Linked DNA regions of Homo sapiens: region 1 is linked to region 2. A link is an interaction called in ENCODE POLR2A ChIA-PET data of the cell type or tissue named here. Cell type or tissue: OCI-LY7. All regions are shown on one strand. Each heading gives the region's core, and the rest is flanking DNA. Links, peaks and the distances in the headings are about the cores only. Region 1 overlaps INPP5D (inositol polyphosphate-5-phosphatase D). Region 2 overlaps USP40 (ubiquitin specific peptidase 40).

Region 1 (2,804 bases), core at 266-2,765, 360 kb before region 2:
TGCGGAAAGGCTATAAACAAGGCGGTTCACTGAAGAGGGACAGGGAATAGCCAGTATAGATATGAAAAGGCGTTCAACCTCACCTTGTTAGTAACTGGGAAATGACATTTGACACTAGGCAGCCTCTTCTTGCCTATTAGATGGACAAAGAGTTGATGCTCAAGTTGATGGTTGAGTCAGGACTTGGCTAGGATGTGGGGTGGAGGAGGTGCTCACAGGGGCTCACTCCTCTGCTGTTGGGAATGGAAATGGGTTTTCTGAACGGCAGTTTGGCCATTTGTATGCAAATGTGAACTGCAGGCATCCCTCAAGCCCGCAGTTCCATATGTTGGCAGCTTCTTAGGGACTACAAGTACACAAAGAGTAACAGAAAAAAACATTGAAAATCACATAAACAGGCCAGGCGTGGTAGTTCACGCCTGTAATCCCAGTACTTTGGGAGGCCGAAGCGGGTGGATCACCTGAGGTCGGGAATTTGAGACCAACCTGACCAACATGGTGAAACGCTGTCTCTACCAAAAATACAAAAATTAGCCAGGTGTGGTGGCGGGCGCCTGTAATCCCAGCTACTCAGGAGGCTGAGGCAGGAGCATTGCTTGAACCCGGGAGGTGGACGTTGCAGTGAGCCGAGATGGCGCCACTGCACTCCAGCCTGGGTGACAGAGTGAGACTCCATCTCCATCTAAAACAGAAAAAAAAAAGGAAAAAGAAAAAAAGAAAATCACATAAACATGGAGAGCTGGTGAACTGCAGTGGTGCAGAATTCTATTCTAAGGTGTGAACACTGCTCTGGAAAGATCTCCAAGACTACTGTTAGGTGGAAAAGCAAATGGCAGGATGATATAGAAACTCTGATGGAAGTCTCCACGAGGAAATCAGATGGGAAGGATTTAAACCCAAAGGGCCACGCTGGTCACCACAATTCAGGGATGAGACTGGGGAGAAGGGGACTGGGCCAAGGGGGATTTTGAGTTTGCCCACATTGTTAGTTTAGGTTTTCTACGGAGAACACGAATTTGTATTTTACTTGTGCAACTTTCAAAATTCAGAAAAAAAAATTTTTGCTTTCTCTGAAGTGAATGATGGGTTAATTTCTAAGAAAGTAAAAGCAAATCTAGATAAAACAGGGGCTCTGCCCGACACTTGAACTTAAGTAGTTTGAGTGGAAGAACACACAGTCAAGTCTTTGAAGTAGATTAGAAGCGAGAAAAAGCCTCGTGAGAGAGGCCAGCTGCAGTCCCAGTTACGGTGCTGCCTGGTGGAGGCCAGTCTCTGCATTTGGTGGCAGGACAGAGCAGCCACCCAGTGGAGGGTGGGTCATGCTGCCACACTCCCCTCCCCTTTATGAGACCCTGAGTCTTGAAGAAAAACAGAAAAGGTTGTTCTTGATTTGTCTTTAGGAATTCAGAAATCAAGAGGGAGTTGAGGCTGCCTTGAGGAGAGGAAAGAACGTTGGTCCATGGATCAGAAACACCTGAGTTCAAATTCTGATTCACCCTCCTGGATCTTTAGTCTCCCCATCTGTGAAATGGGGACAGTAATATCTCTGCAGGGTTTGGTTAAGGAGTGAGTGAAACTGGGTGCGTGAGACGTCTGACCCTGCTAGACTCTCACCAACATGAGGCCCTTTCCCTTAAGTAGGCAAGACAAGCTGGGGACACCCAAACCCCTGTGTGGTTACTTGAGGACTGCTGGGAAGTGTGAAATGCAATGTTATCAAAATGCTGGCTGGCCTGGGGGATGGGGGAGACCTGGGTCCACCCTGTGTGAGAAAGGAGAGCCGGTAACCTCCCTTGGATGGTTAACCTGCCTTGGCGCCCACTTCCTTTTTTTTTGAAAAGTGCAACTGAAAAGCAAAGTGAAAAAACTGGGTCAGCTGATGTAAACCCTCAGGTAGCAGTCAGACCAGTCTACCCTTTAACAGGCTAAGCTGTGAATTCTATCCTCAACCTCGACACTGGTGACATTTGGGACTGGATTGTTCTCTGTCGTGGAGGACTCCTGTGCACTCTAGGAGTCCTCCACATCCTGGCCTCTACCCATGAGATGCCATTAGCATCCCCCAGCTGTGACAACTGGAAANGTCTCAGACATTGCCAAATGTCCCCTGGAGGGCAAAATCGCCACCAGCTGAGGACCACTGGGCTAGCCCCCAATTCACATCTCAGGTCTATACTAGCTGTAAACTCACCACTCTGACTCTATTCCCCCATCAGCAAAACAAGGATTAGAAAAATCAAGACATGTGAGGATTAGATGACTTAATATATTTCAGATGTGCTTGGCATAGCATACAAACTCATCAAATCATCATTAGGCAGAAGTATGGGGAAAGCTCCAGCATTTTTCTAATACTTTTTCTTTCAAGCACGAACGCCCTGTTTGTCAGTAACTTCATTTATGTTCTCTAAGATCTTGTTATATCTCCCCTCCCAAAAGTCACAAATCCAAAGAGAGAGCCGGTGGGGGGCGGGGGACCTGCAATTGCATTGGTGACTGCCCGGGGTGAAGGCAGGTCATTCCAAATGTTCTCTACTGTGAAAAGGAGGAGGCTTGAATCTGTGTTACCGTTTCAATTATTTATGAGATAAATAACCCTAAAACAAGGGAATCCTGAACTATCCCATCTCCTGACCAGCTTTTCTTCTCAACCAACAGGCAGCCATTCTGTTGTTCCCTTCCCTGAGTCTTAGCACCACCTCTTCAAGCCACTTTCCTGATTGACAATAACTAAAGAAGAATTGTAAGCTTTATTAAGAAGCAAGGGAAAGACCAAAAAGTGGTTAGAGAAAGCACTGACAATT
Region 2 (3,030 bases), core at 300-2,799:
TTAAATGATGAAGAAATAGAAAATCTGAACAGGCCAACAAGTGAGAAAATGCTTTCAGTAATAAAGTCTTTCATCAAAGAAAAGCTGAGGACCTAATGGCTTCACTGCTGAATTCTACCAAACATTTAAAGAATATCAATTCTCCTCAAACTACTCCAGAAAATTGAAAAGTTGTGAATATTTCCAAACTCATTTTATGAGGCCAGCATTATCCTGATTCCAAGACCAGATGTAGATTCAACAACAAAAAAAGAAAACTATAGGCCAATATCCCTGATGAACATAGATGAAAAACTGTCAACAAGGTATTAGCAAACTGAATTTAACAAGCACGTTAAAAAGACCATTCATAATTATCAAGTGGTATTCATCCCAAGGATGAAAAAATTCATAAGGAACCACAAAAAAACCCAAATAGTCAAAGCAATTGTGAGCAAAAAGAACAGAGCTGGAGGCACCATACTGCCTTACTTCAAAATATACTACAAAGCAAAAGTAACCAAAACAGCAGGGTACTGGCAAAAAGTCTGACACATAGGCCAAAGCACCAGAATAAAGAGCCCAGAAATAAATTCACAAACTTAACAGCCAACTAATTTTTGATAGATGTGCCAAGAACACACATTGGGAAAATGATAGTCTCTTCAACAAATGGTTCTGGGAAAATTGGATCTCCACATGCAGAATAATGAGACTAGATTCCCTAACTCTCACTAAATACAAAAATCAACTCAAAATGGTTTAAATGCTTAAATGTAAAACCCAAAACAATGAAACTACTAAAGGAAAACATAGGGGGAACACTATGACACTGGATTAGGCAAGAATTTTTAAAATAAGCTTTGGTTGCCTCAAAAGCACAGGCAACAAAAGAACATAGACAAATGGGATTATAGCAAACTAAAAAGCTTTTGTACAGCAAAAGAAACAACAGAGTAAAGAGACAACCTACAGAATGGGAGAAAATGTTTGCAAAGTATAAATCTAACAAAGGGAGCTGGGCGGGGTTGCTCACGCCTGTAATACCAGCACTTTGGGAGGCCGAGATGGGCAGATCACTTGAGTTCAGTAGTTCAAGACCAGCCTGGGCAACATGGTGAGACACTGCCTCTACCGAAAATACAAAAAAAAAAAAAAAAAAAAAATAGCTGGGCATAGTAGCATATACCTGCGATCCCAGCTACTTCGGAGGCTGAGATGGAAGGATCACTTGAGCCCTGGGGGTGGAGGTTGCAGTGAGCTGAGATCACCCCACTGCATGCCAGCCTGGGTGACAGAGAAAGACTGTCTTAAAAAAAAAATCTAACAAAGAGTTAATATCCGGAATATATTATATAAGGAACTTAAACAATTCAACAGCAAAAAAAAAGTACCTGATATAAAAATTGGCAAAAGACTTTAGTAAACATTTCTCAAAAGACATACAAATGGCCAACAGGTACGCACACAAAAAATGCTCAACATCACAAATCATAAAGGAAATGTAAATCAAAACCACAATGAAGTACCATCTCACTCCAGTTAGAATGGCTACTATTAAAAAAACAAGAGAAAACATGTATTTACAAGAATGTGGTGAAAAGGGAACATTTATGCACTGTCGGTGAGACTGTAAATTAGTACGGCCATTATAGAAAACAGTACAGATGTTCCTCACAAAAATAAACATAGAACTATCATGTGATTCACCAATCCCATTACTGGGTATGTGTCCAAAGGGTATGAAATCAGTGTGTCAAAGAGATATCTGCACTCCCATGTTTAATGGAGCATTATTTACAATCGCCAAGATATCAAATCAACCTAAGCATCCAACAGTGGATGAATAGGTAAGGAAAATGTGGTATATATACACAACAGGGTACTATTCAGCCATAAAAAAGAATAAAATCCTGTTATTTGTGACAACATGGATGAACCTGGAAGACATCATGTTAAGTGAACGAAGCCAGGCACAGAAAGGCTGATCGGTAATATGACCTCACTCATATGTGGAATCTTAAAAAAAAAAAAAAAGAGTTGACATCGTAGAAGCAGAGAGTAAAACAGCAGTTACTAGTGACTGAGGGGGAGATGTAAGGGGAGGATGGGAGAGGGTGGTCAACAGGTACAAAGTTACAATCTAATAGAAGGAATAAGCTCTAGTGTTCTATTGTACAGTAGGGTGATGATAGTTAACAGTAAGGATTGTATATTAAAAAATAGTTAGAAAAGCTCTTGAATGTTCTCACCACCAAGAAATGCTAAGTGCATGAGGTAATGAGTATGCTAAATACCCTGATTTAATCATTATACAACACATATATGTACCAGAATATTAAAATGTACCCCATAAATACGTGTCAATTTAATTTTTTTTAAATAGTTTCAGATTTTGGAGCATTTTGGATTTTGGATTTTGGGATCAGGGATGCTCAACTCATATTGCCATGGCCAGTTTTATGTGTCAATAACCCACTTTCCCTGCCCTTGCCCAGAATTTTTTGAAGCAAATGCCAGATATATAATTTCATCTGTAAATATTTATTATGCATCTCTAAAAGATATTTTTAAAAACCTAAAATGATTATGACAGCTAAAAAATTAAGAATTTCTTAATACCAGCAAATATCCAACTAATGTTCACATTTCTCTACTTTCTCTTAAATTATTACTTAAGTTCCTTTGGCTTGAGTTAGGGTCCAAAGAAGTCCATACATTGCAACTGGTTGCTATGTCTTTTAAGCCTCTTTTGACCTATAGGTTGTCCTTGTCCCCTGCAATTTATCTTTTGTAGAAGAGTTTTCTGATCTACATTTGGCTAATTGCAGACCTGTGATGAATTTAACCTGTTCCTCTGCCTCCTGTATTTCCTATAAATTGGTAATTAGACCTAGAGGCTTATTCAGATTCAGGTCCAGTTGTTTGGTTTTTTGCAATAAGGGCATGGGTATTGTTCTGAATTTCTATGTTGTCTGAGTGTTGCTCTTTTTTGGGGCTAGCAATCTTTGAGGATCCTTGCCTAGGTTCATTAATTTATTAGGAGTTGAA

Evidence for each region. ChIA-PET counts read pairs that join two places held together with the same protein. Peaks named below come from ENCODE experiments on the same cell type or tissue, not always from the same donor. Only the 100,000 strongest peaks of a DNase experiment are listed, where the experiment ranks them.
Region 1: POLR2A ChIA-PET joins it to region 2 with 7 read pairs; 2 of 35 experiments call an interaction of 5 or more read pairs at or near these places.

Annotation. Positions count from the first base shown.
Region 1 is chr2:233,140,888-233,143,691 of GRCh38, forward strand. The region is part of intron 6 of INPP5D (inositol polyphosphate-5-phosphatase D); the gene reads left to right. Among named protein-coding and RNA genes, the nearest start is that of INPP5D, 82 kb to the left of the region's middle. In OCI-LY7, for the core only: no CTCF peak of the experiment used is centred there; a DNase peak (open chromatin) is centred at 1,824.
Region 2 is chr2:233,505,618-233,508,647 of GRCh38, forward strand. All of the region lies in intron 21 of USP40 (ubiquitin specific peptidase 40), which reads right to left. Among named protein-coding and RNA genes, the nearest start is that of USP40, 60 kb to the right of the region's middle. In OCI-LY7, for the core only: no CTCF peak of the experiment used is centred there; no DNase peak of the experiment used is centred there.